Linked DNA regions of Homo sapiens: region 2 is linked to region 1. A link is an interaction called in ENCODE POLR2A ChIA-PET data of the cell type or tissue named here. Cell type or tissue: OCI-LY7. All regions are shown on one strand. Links, peaks and the distances in the headings refer to the core of each region. The heading gives the core; the rest is flanking DNA.

Region 1 (8,096 bases), core at 2,057-6,056:
GTTCTTGTCTAGGTTGGGGTGATGGGGGCTGAGATTCTAAGGTCTGTTTTGGGGTGATAGACTGGGTTCTGATTGTCTAGTTTCTCGTGGCGAAGACTGGGACTTCTGGCACCTCCTTAGGGGTATTGGATGTAGAGTCTTGGCTCTTTTGAGGTGACACTGGGTTGAGACTGAAATTTAAGGTTTGGGGTACCAGACTGAGGGTTTGATGACCAGTTTAGAGCAACAGTAACTGGGGATCTGGTGAACTCCACTGTGGTATCTGATACTGGAGGTCTGGTTATCTCACTTTGGTGCCAGAGGCTACCAGTCCAATTATCTGGGTGGGGTTACAGAGGCCACAAGACTGGCCAACTAATTTTGGCTAAAGACCAAAGCCCTGGGGGTCAGGGCCTTGGCTTGGGGTGGAAGACCTGGGGTGACCAGTTGGGGGGATCAGCGCCTTGGCTTGGGGTGGAAGACCTGGGGTGACCAGTTGGGGGGATCAGGGCCTTGGCTTGGGGTGGAAGACCTGGGGTGACCAGTTGGCTAGTTTGAGGCTGCAGCCATTATAGGTCTGGTTGCCTAGTTGGGGTAACAGACTGGGATCTGGTTGGATAGTATGGGATGCTGGAGATCGGGGTTCCAGATGTCCAGTTTGGGACAACAGAAGTGGGGGTTAGCCTGGGAAACAGCAAGACCCTGTCTCAATAAAAAATAAAAATAAATCAACCAGGCCTGGTGGCGCGTGCCTGTAGTCCCGGCTACTTGGGGAAACTGAGGTGGGAGGATTACATGAGCACAGGAGGTCCAGGCTGCAGTGAGTTATGATCGCACCACTGCACTCCAGCCTGGGTGAAAGAATGAGACTCTTGTCTTGAAAAAAAAAAAAAAAAAAGAAACAGAAGTGGGGGTTTCTTTGCCTAGATTGGGGTGGCAGAATCAGGGGGTTCTGGTTTCTAATTTTGTGGGATAAAGACTGGGATCCCAGGACCTAGCCTGGGGCACAGAGACTGGGAAGTTGAATTTGGGGTGACAGGGGCTAGGAGGTTAGCTGCCTAGTTTGTAATGACAGATATTAGGGATCAGTTGTCCAGGGTGAGATGAAATGATAGGGGTTCCAGGGTCTAGTTTAGGGTGACATAGAATGGAAGTTAGCTTGTCTCATTTGGCATGAGTGGGACCAGGGGTCTGGCCGTCTAGTTTAGGAGACACACTGGATGGAGTCTGGTCGAGCAGATGAAGATGAATGGGACTGTGGGCCCAGGTCTCTAGTCTGAGGTCACATTTTATGCAACGTGTTGCTCAACGTGGTGTGACAGACCCTAGAAGCCTAGAAGTACAATTGTCCCGTTTGGGGTGGCAGTGTCTGGGGGTTGGTTGTCTAGGGCTGTGAGACAGAGACTGGGTCCCAGGGTGATGTATTCAGGGTAACAGAGATGGAGCATTTGGTTTTATAGTTTTGTGGGGAGAAAACAGAGACCAGGGAACATGTGACCTCATAGACTCTGGAGGTCCAGTTGCCTAGTTTTGTGGGACAGAGGTTAGGATCCCTGGGTATATTTGGGGTGACAGAGACTGGGGTCTGGTTGTCTAGTGTTGAGTGACAGAAACTGGGGGTGCCAAGCAGTATTTGGGGCAAAGAAACTAGGGCTAGGTTGTCTAGTTTTACAGGACAGAGATGGGTCCCAGAGTATATATGGGTGACAGAGACTGGGTATCTGGTTGTCTGCTTTTGGGAAACGGACTGGGGCCCCTGCATGTATTTTGGGTAACAGAAATGGGGTCTGGTTGTGTAGGTTGTTATACAGAGATCATTGTCCCAGTACATTTGTGAGGTGACAGACTAGCTTGCTAATTTAATTTAATTTAATTTTTATTTATTTATTTTTTTGAGATGGAGTCTCGTTCTGTCACCAGGCTGGAGTGCAGTGGCACGATCTCGGCTCACTGCAACCTCTGCCTCCTGGGTTCAAGCAATTCTCCTGCCTCAGCTTCCTGAGTAGCTGGGACTACAGGCATGCGCCACCATGCCTGGCTAATTTTTTGTATTTTTAGTAGAGATGGGGTTTCACCATGTTGGCCAGGATGGAGTCAATCTTCTGACCTCATGATCCGCCTGCCTTGGCCTCCCAAAGTGCTGGGATTACAGGTGTGAGCCACCGTGCCTGGCCTTATTTTATTTTTTTAGACAGAGTCTCATTCTATCGCCCAGGCTGGAGTGCAGTGGTGCGATCCTGGGTCACTGCAACCTCCACCTCCTGGGTTCAAGCGATTCTCCTGCCTCAGCTTCTCAAGTAGCTGGAATTACAGGCACCTGCCACAACGCCCGGCTAATTTTGTACTTTTAGCAGAGATGAGGTTTCACCATGTTGATCTGGCTGGTCTAAAACTTCTGACCTCAAGTGACCTGCCCCCCTCGGCCTCCCAAAGTGCTGAGATTACAGGCTTAAGCCACCACACCCGGCCTATTTTATTTCATTTTATTTTTGAGACAGGGTCTTACTCTGTTGCCCAAGCAGGAGTGAGGTAGCGCAATCATGGCTCACTGTGGCCTTGACCTCCCCGGGCTCAAGTCCCACCTAGGCCTCCTGGGACGTGCCACCATGCCCAGCTAATTTATTTTGTTTTGTGTTGTTTTGATAGAGACAGGGTCCCACTATGTTGCCTAGGCTGATCTCGAACTCCTGGGCTCATCCACTTGCCAATTTCTGGTGACAGTTTAGGTCTTGTTGTCTATCTTGATGTGCCAGACATTACTCATCCATGTCATGTTTGGGGTGACAGAGACTACTGGTCTTGCTTTCTAGTTTGGGGTGACAGTGACTGGGGTCCTTTTGTCCAGTTTGAGCTGACAGTGATTGGGGTTCAGTTGTCCATTTGGGGGAGGCAGAGACTGGGATCAGTGGTCTAGTTTGGGGTGATGAGACCAGAAGTCAAGGCCCGGCCTTGGGGTAACAGAGATGGAGATACAGTTTCCCAGTTCTGGGTGGCAGAGACTTCCTAGTTTGGGGGACAGAGACTTGGGGCATAGTTGTGCAGCTGGAGGGATGAGGCTGAGGGGTGCCTGTTTTGACTTGGGGCGGCAGGAGCTGTCATTTCAGTCCTCTAGTCTGGGGCGCAGAGTCTAGGGTGCTGGTCCCTTCTAAACATGGCTGAGCCTGAGAGTGCTGATGCCTGAATGTTCCTGGGACAACTGAGTCAAGGGTTTCCTGTACTCAGGTGTGGGGTCTCTGAGTGAGTGTGGCCAGCGGTGTGGAGCTTTGTGTGAAGGTCACTGAAGCTAGGAGTCTGGGTATTTGGAATGGAGGTGTCAAGAGGTCAGGGCCCCAGGACTCAGGACCCACTTGAGGAGTGCTTCATGTCTATGACATGGAGGGCCAGTGTTTTCAAAGCACCTCCACACCTGTGGGTGGCAGTGATAGAGACCCCTGGGGGAAGATGGAGACTGAGGCTCTAATGCCTGGCCTAGGGGTCGCTGTGGCTGGGGCACAGGTAACCTTGGGATTTCTGGCCCTGGAGACCCAGCTGCCCTTTACTGGACACAAGAGGATCCTGTGGGTCTAAAGCCTAGTCTGGACCGGGTGCAGTGGCTCACGCTTGTAATCCCAGCACTTTGGGAGGCTGAGGCAGGTAGATCGCCTGAGGTCAAGAGTTTAAGACCAGCCTGGCCAACATGGTGAAACCCCATCTCTACTAAAGATACAAAAATTAGCTGGGGTGTGGTGTGCGCCTATAATCCCAGCTACTTGGGAGGCTGAGGCAGGAGATTCGCTTGAACCTGGGAGGTGGAGGTTGCAGTGAACCAACATTGCGCCACTTGCTCTGGGCAACAGAGCGAGACTCCATCTCCAAAAAAAATAAAATAAAATAAATAAAAATAAACTAGCTGGGCTGTAGTCCCAGCTAGTCCCGCCAAGGTGGGAGGATCCCTTGAGGGCAGGAGTTCAAGAGTAGCCTGGGCAACATAGTGAGACCCCATCTCTACAACAAAAAACAAAAAAATTAGCTGGGCACAGTGGCAACTGCCTGCAGTCCCAGCTATTCAGGAGGCTGAGGGAGGACCTCTTGAGCCCAGGAGTTTGAGGCTGCAGCGAGCCATGATTGCACCATGATTGCACTCCAGCCTGGGTGACAGAGCAAGACCCTATCTCAAAAAAAAAAAACCCTAGTTTGGGGGCAAATGGTTGGTTGTGGTAGTCAAGATGCATTGTTTATGGGTGACTAACACTGAGGACTCAGATTCTCACTTTGAGAAGATGGATGCTGGGGCTCAAGATCCTGAATTTGGGGTGCCTGGAGTTCCTCCTGCCCAGTTCTGGGCACGTGTGAGCCCTTGTTCCTGTTTTGGGACACCCAACACCCAGCTCTAGATGTCTGCAGTTGTGTGGCTTCGTCACTGAGGCCGGGGATGGGGGCTACTGACACCCACATTAGTGACGACAGTGGGGGCCTACTGTCTAGATTAGAAGTGACTTCCTGTGGCATTTCACCTGTCATGTTTGGGGTGAGTCAGTTCGGAGACTCAGGTGTCAAGTCTAGGGTGACTGGTTTTGAGGTTTAGCGGTGACCGAGGTTGGCAGCCCACATGTTGATTTGGGGGTCCTACTGATTACCTTAGGGCTGACTGAAGTTTGGAGCTCACTTGCTTAGTCTGGGGGTCACTGAGCCTGGGTGCCCCAGGCCCTAGTTTTGGGGACATCTGAGACTGGGAGGCTATATGCAAAGTGTGTGGGTGGGTGGCTGTGGAGCTCAGATGCCTATTTTGAGAGTGACTTGCTGTGGTTTTGCTGACCTTGAGGCCCTGAAGGTTAATTTAGGGGTGAGTGAAACTGTGGGCCTGTATTCTTTTTTTTTTGTGGAAATGGAGTCTCGCTCTGTCACCCAGGCTGGAGTGCAGTGGCGTGATCTTGGCTCACTGCAACCTCTGCCTCCCAAGTAGCTGGGACTTGGGTTCAAACAATTCTCCTGCCTCAGCCTCCCAAGTAGCTGGGACTACAGGCGCACGCTGCTATGCCCAGCTAATTTTTTTGTATTTTAGTAGAGACAGGGTTTCACTGTGTTGCCCAGGCTGGTCTCAAACTCTTGAGCTTGGGCATTCCACCTGCCTTGGCCTCCCAAAGTGCTAGGATTACAGGCGTGAGCCACTGCGCCCAGCCTGTGGGCCTATATTCTAATCTGGGAACAAATTAAGGCTGGGACCCTAAATCCAAAATAGAAGTGACTTACCATGATGTTCAGTTAGGGAGTTCTGAGGCTGGGGGCGTGGTTCAGAGCCCAAGTTTGGGGCTCAAATCCAAAATGCCTTAGATTGTGGGTAGTTGTGGCAAAACATTCAGATGTCTAGTTTAGGAGTGTGTAATCCCAGCTGCCCAGATGTTGAGGTTGGGATGACCATCTGAGAGCCCGAACATCAATCTGGGGTGACAGCTGGGGCCCAGATGTCCCTCAGCAGATCCAGTGCCAAGCTGGGGTTGTGTCATCAGATGCCTCCTGGGGGTGTCACTCTCGTGTATGAGAAGCCCATCTTTGGGAGATTAAGAGAAGGCAACCAGATGTCTGGTTTGAGGGCTACTAGTTATGAGTTCCTAACATTTATATACAATTTGGGGCTCACTGAGTCTCAAGACCTAGTTGCCAGGGTTTGTGGTTATTTGTACCTAGTTTGGGGTGATGGAGTTTGGGGTGTTGTTCCTTTTTTTTTTTTTTTTTTGAGACAGAGTCTTGCTCTGTCACCCAGGGTGGAGTGCAGTGGTGTGATCTCGGCTCACTGCAACCTCCGCCTCCTGGTTCAAACCATTCTCATGCCTCAGCCTCCTGAGTAGCTGGGATTACAGGCGCCCACCATAATGCCCAACTAATTTTTGTATTTTTAGTAGAGACAGGGTTTCACCATGTTGGCCAGGCTGGTCTTGAACTCCTGACCTCAGGTGATCCGCCCACCTGGCCTCCCAAAGTGCCGGGATTACAGGCGTGAGCCACCGTGCCCGGCCCGGGGTGTTGTTCCTTAGTGTGGGAATGTCTGAGGCTAATCACCCAGATACCTAGTTAGGGGTGACTGACACAGAGACTCAGATCCTCTGGGAGGCTCAATGCCTGAATTAGGAGTGGCTTCAATCGGATTTTTTTTTTTTAGACAGTCTTGCTTGCTCTGTCGCCCAGGCTGGAGTGCAGTGGCGCGATCTCAGCTCACAGCAAGCTCCGCCTCCCGGGTTCACACCATTCTCCTGCCTCAACCTTCCAAGTAGCTGGGACTACAGGCGCCTGCCACCACGCCCGGCTAATTTTTTTTTTCTTGTATTTTTAGTAGAGACAGGGTTTCACCCTGTTAACCAGGATGGTCTCGATCTCCTGACCTTGTGATCCGCATGCCTCGGCCTCCCAAAGTGCTGGGATTACAGGTGTGAGCCACTGTGCCCGGCCCCCCCACCTTTTTTTTTTTTTGTGAAGAGGTCTCACTGTCACCCAGACTGGAGTGCAGTGGTATCATCACAGCTCACTGCAGCCTTGATCTCCCAAACTCAAGCGATCCTCCCGCTTCAGCCTCCCGAGTAGCTGGGACTAAGCCGTGCACCACCATGCCTAGCTAATTTTATTTTTGTAGAGGTGAGGTCTCGGTATGCTACTCAGGCTGGCCTCCAACTCCTGGGCTCAAGGGATCCTCCTGCCTCGGCCTCCCAAAGTGCTGGGATTACAGGTGTAAACCACCGCGTCCGGCCTCTTCTTGTCTGTTACCAGGTCCCTTAACATGGATTGAGGGCCCACCCCAGCAACTCAGGATAATCCCATCTCAAGATCCTTCATTTAATTGCATCTGAATAGACTCTTCCTGTAAGGTCACATTAGCAGGTTCTGGGGTTAGGATGTGGACATACCTTTTTGGGGGGCCACCATCCAACCTGCTATGAGGGTGTTTGAGGCAGGTACTCTAAATCCCAAGTTCAGGTCTCTCTGATTATGAGCTTCTTGGTGTTTGGATTAGGAAGACTGACCTTGAGGGTCAGCTGCACATACCTGATTTGGGGGTTCTTGACTTGCCTACTTCTGGGGGTAACAGCCTATGGGGTGCTTAGTGTAGGGTGACTGAAGTTTGGGGACAAAAGGGGTAGTTTGGAGATCTGAGCTTCAGTGCCACAGAGTCCTCCTAACTTTGGGGGTGTCTGAGGTTGGGAGGCTAGATGCTGAGTTCGTGGGGTAACTTAGAGGGGTCTCTAACTCTTATGAGTGGGGGTGAAAGCTCAGATGTGTATTGTAAGGGCAGGTGATGCTGGAATTCCAGGTGCCAAGTTGGGGGGCTTCTAAAGCTGCTGGTCGACCAGGAGTGGTGGCTCATACCTGTTGTCCCAGTTACTTGGGAGGCTGAGGCAGGAGGATCACTTGAGCCTGGGAGGTCGAGGCTATAGTAAGCCGAGATCATGCCACTCCAGCTCCAGCCTGGGCAAGAGAGCAAGACCCTGTCTTTAAAAAAAAAAAAAAAAAAAAAAAAAGGCCAGGTGCGGTGGCTCATGCCTGTAATCCCAGCACTTTGGGAGGCCGAGGCGGGTGGATCACGAGGTCAGGAGATGGAGACCATCCTGGCTAACACGGTGAAACCCCGTCTCTACTAAAAATACAAAAAAATTAGCCAGGTGTGGTGGTGGGCGCCTGTAGTCCCAGCTATTCGGGAGGCTGAGGCAGGAGAATGGCATGAACCCGGGAGGCGGAGCTTGCAGTGAGCCGAGATCACACCACTGCACTCCAGCCTGGGTGACAGAGCAAGACTCTGTCTCAAAAATAAATATATAAATAAATAAATAGCCAGGCGTGGTGGTGGGCACCTGTAGTCCCAGCTGCTCAGGAGGCTGAGGCAGGACAATGGCGTGAACCCAGGAGGTGGAGCTTGCAGTGAGCTGAGATCGCACCACTGCACTCCAGCCTGGGCGACAGGGAGACTCCGTCTCAAAAAAAAAAAAAAAAAAGTTGGTTGTCCACATGCATAGGTTAGGGTGACCAATGATTGGGTCTGGATGCAAGGTTTAGGGGTGATGCTACGTAGAGACCTACATGACTAGTGTTAAGGTGACTTGCTGGGGCATTTCGGAGGTTCCTTGGTTTAGTGGAAACTGAGTCTGGAGAGC
Region 2 (6,736 bases), core at 323-4,322, 290 kb before region 1:
CCCCATCTCTACTAAAAATACAAAAATTAGCTGGGCGTGGTGGTGCATGCCTGTAATCCCAGCTACTTGGAAGGCTGAGGCAGGAGAATTGCTTGACCCAGGGAGGCAGAGGTTGCAGTGAGCCGATATTGAGCCACTGCATGCCAGCCTGGCAACAGAGCAAGACTCTGTCTCAAAAAAAAAAAAAAATGGGGTGAAGAAAACACATCTGTGGCCTGGGTTTAACCTGTGGGCTTCCAGCTCCTGTGGGAGGGGAATAGTCTGGAGACAAGGAATTGGGGGATACTCCAGGGGACCTTGGAGCTGGGACACAGGGAGTAGCTGCCTGGCTGTTGTTGGGAGTGAGTGTGAGTAGGGAGGAGCAGCCGAGAGAGTTGGTTGTATTCTGAGACTCTCCCTTTGCCCTCAAGAACCGAGAGCTGCAGATCATGCGTAAGCTGGACCACTGCAATATTGTGAGGCTGAGATACTTTTTCTACTCCAGTGGCGAGAAGGTGAGATCTCGAGGTGGTGGTGGTGGGTTGCTCCAGCCATTTTCCTGCCTGCCTGCCTTTCCCCCACTGCTCCCTGCATACCTTCCTTCCCCCTCCTCACTCTTCTCACAGTGCCTCACACCTCTCCTTTGCTCCCTGCAGAAAGACGAGCTTTACCTAAATCTGGTGCTGGAATATGTGCCCGAGACAGTGTACCGGGTGGCCCGCCACTTCACCAAGGCCAAGTTGACCATCCCTATCCTCTATGTCAAGGTAGGCCAGCAGGTGGGCTGCTGGGACCCAGGCCCACAAAGCCAGGGGCTCTGGAGCCTCCTGCCTTTTATGGGATCCCTCATCCGCCAAGTTTATGTTGGTTTTTGGAGGCCCCATGTCCCCTGCTGTTGTTCCCATAACCCCCCGAGATGGAGCTCGCCTAACACAGGGGAGGGCCAAGGCAGGCAAGGCCTGACTGAATCAGGAAGGCAGCCTGACACCTGGGGTTGCAGAAGCTGCCAGGTAGTTGCTCAGGTCCATACAGGGAGTCCAGTGGCACCAGAGATGTTGGAGTTAGCTCAGGATAAGGGGGTGGTGGGGACCAGGACTGCACAGAGACAGCTGCTGAGGCCAGAGTTCGGGCCTTTAGAGCCTTGGCTGGGGGTAGGTGGGAAGGAGTTAGGGCTGGAGGAAGGTTAGCATCCACAGAGCCAGGAATGCATCTCCGTCCATCATCTGTGCAGGCTCATTCCCCAGTGCCTGGCATCGTGCCCTGGGTGTTACAGACCTTCAGGAGGTGTTTGAATGAATGAATGAATGATTGCAGCCCAGGGATGATGTGGCGAACAGGCTGGAGCAGCCTACTGCATTGGAAGGAGGTGGGTGGGTTTGTTTGCTGAAGGTCACTTGGGGCCCAGCTGCTGCTCCTGCTGGCTTTACGTACCAAGCACGGGTGAGCCGACGTGGGCTCTACCAGTGGTTGTGGCTGTTGGACCTCACTTCCCAGGAGGGGAGCTCTCTGGTTTGGCGAATCTGTCCTGTGGCTGCCTGCATACGGGTCCCAGGGCTGAGGAATTCCAGAGGCACCACTGACTGCGACCCAGGCCTTGGCCTTGAAGAGCTCTCAGTTTGGTAGGGTAGAAAGGCGTCATCACAGAAAACTATTAAATGAACTAGCTGCTGCCATACCAGAAGGAGCACAGGGAATTCTGGAAATGGAGGAAGCACCCAGCCTGGTTTGTGGGTGAGAAGGATCAAGGAAGGCTTCCTGGAGGAGACCAAGCACAGGGCAAGGAAGTGGCATCTTTGGCCGAGGGGAACTGGAATAAAAGGAAGGGGGCCTAGGAAGCAGCCATGTCAGGACCTGGTCTGTCTAGGCCCTGGGGGATGCAGCAGTAACTGAAACTCAAAATCCTGCTCTCACGGTACTTCTGTTCTAGTCAGTGGGAGGGAGAGTGGCAGGAAAATGGAGCTGGAGAGGGGGCAGGCTCAGGGGTGGTTTTGATTGTCGGATTAAGGAGCCAGTGGTTTTGGTGAGGGGGAAGCTGAGTGCCTGGCTCCCTAGCCTGTTTTATGACAACCTCCCGATGTACCTTACTCATCAGGCTTCTGCCAAGGGTTGTGATTAAAGCAGTGGTTCTCAGAGTGTGGTCCGGGGACCAGCATCAGTGCTGGAGAGCTTGTTGCAAATGCCTCATTCAGAACTCACTGATCAGAAACTCTAAGAGTGGGGCCCAGCAGTCCCTTTTTTTTTGTTTTTTTTGAGACAGGGTCTCTGTCACCCACGCTGGAGTGCAGTGGTGCGATCTCGGCTCACTGCAACCTCCGCCTCCTGAGTTCAAGTGATTCTTCTGCCTCAGCCTCCCGAGTAGCTGGGATTACAGGTGTGCACCACCACGCCCGGCTAATTTTTGTATTTTTAGTAGAGACGGGATCTCAACATGTTGGCGAGGCTGGTCTTGGCCTCCCAAAATACCGGGATTACAGGCGTGACCCGCCACGCCCAGCCAGTAGTCCCTGTTTTAACAAGTCCTTCAAGTGATTGTGGTGCACATTAAGAGAACCAAGGTTTCAAATGGGTTTCCCCAAAGCTGTGGGGGCAGCAGGGAGAGTGGGCCTGGAAGGGCTCTTCAGGCCAAGCTGGTGGGGTAGTGGTGCTGTATGGGGAAAGCTGGGCTAAAGTTCTGCTATCCTGTGCCCGCCGCAGGTGTACATGTACCAGCTCTTCCGCAGCTTGGCCTACATCCACTCCCAGGGCGTGTGTCACCGCGACATCAAGCCCCAGAACCTGCTGGTGGACCCTGACACTGCTGTCCTCAAGCTCTGCGATTTTGGCAGGTGGGCCTGGGGCATGTTGGGTGGCTGAAGAGGCAGGGGGGACCCCAACCCTTGCCTCACGTGTACCCCTGCCCATCTCTTCCCACAGTGCAAAGCAGTTGGTCCGAGGGGAGCCCAATGTCTCCTACATCTGTTCTCGCTACTACCGGGCCCCAGAGCTCATCTTTGGAGCCACTGATTACACCTCATCCATCGGTCAGAGTTATGGGAGGGTGGCGGGGGGAGTGGCAATCTGGGAAGTTTTGGAGTTTTCTGTGTGCTGTATGCCAAGCTTGGTGATGAAAGCTTAACTTCTGTTCTTGTATCCAGTCCTCACAAACTTAGGAGGCTGATGCTGTTGAATGCTAATTTTACAGATGAGCTTAGAGCTGTGAGGCCGCCTGCCCGCACTGGCACCACTAGGACTGGGCAGGACTGGGATTTGAAAGCTGACCTGACTCCAGAGTCCATACCAGCTCTGGAACCTCCCTGTCAGCCCTCTGTTCTCAGCTAGGGGGAAGGGCTGCTGGAGACCTTGGGGGAACCGGGAAGCAAGGCTTTGCCACCATGAAGGTGCAACTTGCTCCCAGGGCCTCTGTGTCCTTCCCTGTTTGTGGGGACAACTGCCATTTTCCAGGCATGAGGGGAAGTCTGAATTGAGGGAATGGGCATGAGAGTTTGAAAGGGCACCTTCCACAGCAGCATGACGAACTGTGGAGTCCTTAGGTATGAACTCGTGCTGTGGGGGTCAAGGTACAAAGCAGGGAGGGGTGAGACTGCCACGCTGCAGCTCTTCTCATGGGCAGGAGAGAGGCTGGAACAAGAGGAAGGCAGTCCAGGATTTAAGGCTGTACCTTCCTGTGGCCCAAAGAACATGGGTGCCTGTTGGCAGGTTTGGGCCTAATTTGGTCTGTCGTCCAAGGCTAGCGGGAGAGAAGGAGCTCATTGGGGTCCTTAGCAGAGAGAGGAACTGAGGGCTGGAAACACACCTAGACTAGAGAGTACAGCAAAGGCAGGGTCAAGGTCGGGCCCATGTTTCTAAGCTGCATGTGACCTTGGGCCAGGTGCTTTGTCTTTGAGAAAACGGGGCTCCTGACACTCTTAGGATGGCCATGAGGAATAAAAGCATTGGGAGGTTGGTGGCCCTACTCGCCTAGCCCTGACGCTCCCTCCATTTCCCCTCAGATGTTTGGTCAGCTGGCTGTGTACTGGCAGAGCTCCTCTTGGGCCAGCCCATCTTCCCTGGGGACAGTGGGGTGGACCAGCTGGTGGAGATCATCAAGGTGAGGGGCGGGGCTGGGCTGGGCAGGGGGTGGGGCTGAGGGATGGGGCCCTTGTCTCAGACCCCTCCCTCTCTTTACAGGTGCTGGGAACACCAACCCGGGAACAAATCCGAGAGATGAACCCCAACTACACGGAGTTCAAGTTCCCTCAGATTAAAGCTCACCCCTGGACAAAGGTGGGGCAGGGCTAGGGGCTCAGGGCAGTATGGCTGAGAGCTGGTCCCCCTTGGAGGTCAACTGTTCTGTGGACCTAGCCTCAGAATCACGGCTTGGGAGGATTTGAAGAGTTATCCAGGGATCAATAACATCCATCCGCTTTCAAAGTTTATGGCATTTTAAAAGTTGAGAACCCACAAGTAAATTCAAGATTCCAATTTTTATGGAGGGTCAGCAGGGCTCATATAGTCCCAGACCTGGGCTGCCTGCTTACCCGATACAAACTGACCTCTCCTTAGTGGTTGGGCCTTAGTTTCTTCATTTGGAAGGTGGGGGTGTGGGAAGCAACCAGTCATAACTTGCCGCAGGCACTGTGGCAGTGAGATAACAGGAGTATGCCAGTGTCCAGGGCATCTCACCCTCATGAGCCCTGCACCCATCCCTCAGGTGTTCAAATCTCGAACGCCGCCAGAGGCCATCGCGCTCTGCTCTAGCCTGCTGGAGTACACCCCATCCTCAAGGCTCTCCCCACTAGAGGCCTGTGCGCACAGCTTCTTTGATGAACTGCGATGTCTGGGAACCCAGCTGCCTAACAACCGCCCACTTCCCCCTCTCTTCAACTTCAGTGCTGGTGGTGAGGGCATAGCCTGGGATCTGGGGAGTGGGGCGGGGTAGGGGGGCAGCCAAAGATTGTGAGGAGCTTGGTGTTGAAGCAGGAGTGGGGAGCTAAGGGCAGGGTACAAGGCAGGCCTGGGGCTCAGGAAAGATGACTCCCAGATTCAGGGGGAATCGAACCTGCTTCAGTTGTGCTTTACTGTGATCTGCCTTGTGCTAAGCTTTTTCTGGTTTTTCATTGAGAGAGGTCTGTGGCTGAAGGTGTCCACAAACAACTGGCCTTCCCAATAGCTGGGTTCCCATTTGGTGCCCATCATAACCCTGCTGTAGTCTACCCTGACTAGCATGTCAATTCCTGTTTCTAGAACTCTCCATCCAACCGTCTCTCAACGCCATTCTCATCCCTCCTCACTTGAGGTCCCCAGCGGGCACTACCACCCTCACCCCGTCCTCACAAGGTAAGTGGGGACCATCTGCTGGGGGTTAAAGTATCTCTCAGCCTGGAGAGGGTGGGGCTGTTCGCTCAGTGACTGGGTTTCCTGAATGTATTTTTAAATCATCGACATTTTGATGGCATAGGAAACACATCTTACAACATGTGAATGACCACCTTTAGAGGGTATTCTTGCGTACAAATGTTTAAATGTGTTTAATGCCAATGGGAAAGCCAGAGAAATAACGTCTGGCCTGAACACAAACAAAAAGTTGAATTCGTTGCCCAAGTTTGTTTTTTTTTTTTTTGTGCAATAGAGTTTCACTCGCCACCCAGGCTGCAGTGCAGTGGCTCGATCTCGGCTCACTGCAATCTCCGCCTCCTGGGCTCAGGCAATTCTCCTGCCTCAGCCTCCGAGTAGCTGGGATTACAGACACACACCACTACGCCTGGCTAATTTTTGTATTTTTACTAGAGATGAGGTTTCACCATGTTGGCCAGACTGGTCTTGAACTTCAGGTGATTTTCCCGCTTGGCCTCCTAAAGTGTTGGGATTACAGGCGTGAACCGCTGTGCCTGGCCATGGTGTCCACGTTTAAAAATGGGGCTATTTTATGTAAAAATTCAGATTTCCTGTTTCTCTTGGGGAAGAAAATCAGATTGGGCAGCAATGGGCCCGCCCATCCTACTGACAGTAGACAGTGGGCGCCCTTTATATTTTTTAGACGGAGTCTTTTTCTGTCACCCAGGCTGGAGTGCAGTGGCACAATCCCGGCTCACTCCAACTTCTGCCTCCTGGGTTCAAGTGATTCTCCTGCCTCAGCCTCCTAAGTACCTGGGATTACACGCTCATACCACCATGCCTGGCTTATTTTTGTATTTTGAGTAGACATGGAGTTTCACCATGTTGGCCAGGCTGGTCTCGAACTGCTGACCTTGTGATCTGCCCACCTCAGCCTCCCAAAGTGCTGGGATTACAGGCGTGAGCCACTGTGCCCAGCCCAGCCACCGCCTTATATGGAGCCTGGCACTCTGGTGTGTCACTCAGTTACTATCGTGGCCCTTTAGCACTTGAGTTTGCAACCCTTCACCTAAAGTAACAGCTTGTAACTTTTAATGTAGCATCTATGACAAGAGAATTCCTACTTTTGGGTTGGGCGAAGGGGTGTCTGAAAGGCAAAGGCTAACTCTGCTCCTTCCCTGCCTCCCTCCAGCTTTAACTGAGACTCCGACCAGCTCAGACTGGCAGTCGACCGATGCCACACCTACCCTCACTAACTCCTCCTGAGGGCCCCACCAAGCACCCTTCCACTTCCATCTGGGAGCCCCAAGAGGGGCTGGGAAGGGGGGCCATAGCCCATCAAGCTCCTGCCCTGGCTGGGCCCCTAGACTAGAGGGCAGAGGTAAATGAGTCCCTGTCCCCACCTCCAGTCCCTCCCTCACCAGCCTCACCCCTGTGGTGGGCT

The links. ChIA-PET counts read pairs that join two places held together with the same protein. Peaks named below come from ENCODE experiments on the same cell type or tissue, not always from the same donor. Only the 100,000 strongest peaks of a DNase experiment are listed, where the experiment ranks them.
Region 2: POLR2A ChIA-PET joins it to region 1 with 5 read pairs; 2 of 35 experiments call an interaction of 5 or more read pairs at or near these places.

What each region holds. Positions count from the first base shown.
Region 1 is chr19:41,941,917-41,950,012 of GRCh38, reverse strand. No RefSeq gene overlaps it. Among named protein-coding and RNA genes, the nearest start is that of RABAC1, 13 kb to the left of the region's middle. RefSeq lists enhancers at 4,595-4,644, 5,095-5,204. In OCI-LY7, for the core only: CTCF peaks have their summits at 3,438 and 5,473; DNase peaks (open chromatin) are centred at 4,432, 4,742 and 5,412; H3K4me3 peaks cover 2,283 bases; H3K27ac peaks cover 4,000 bases.
Region 2 is chr19:42,230,616-42,237,351 of GRCh38, reverse strand. GSK3A (glycogen synthase kinase 3 alpha) reads left to right here. Exons shown (of 11, transcript NM_019884.3): 3 at 411-494; 4 at 636-746; 5 at 2,674-2,804; 6 at 2,893-2,999; 7 at 3,969-4,066; 8 at 4,147-4,242; 9 at 4,670-4,856; 10 at 5,203-5,295; 11 at 6,485-6,736. The coding sequence ends at 6,558. Among named protein-coding and RNA genes, the nearest start is that of GSK3A, 8.6 kb to the left of the region's middle. In OCI-LY7, for the core only: no CTCF peak of the experiment used is centred there; no DNase peak of the experiment used is centred there.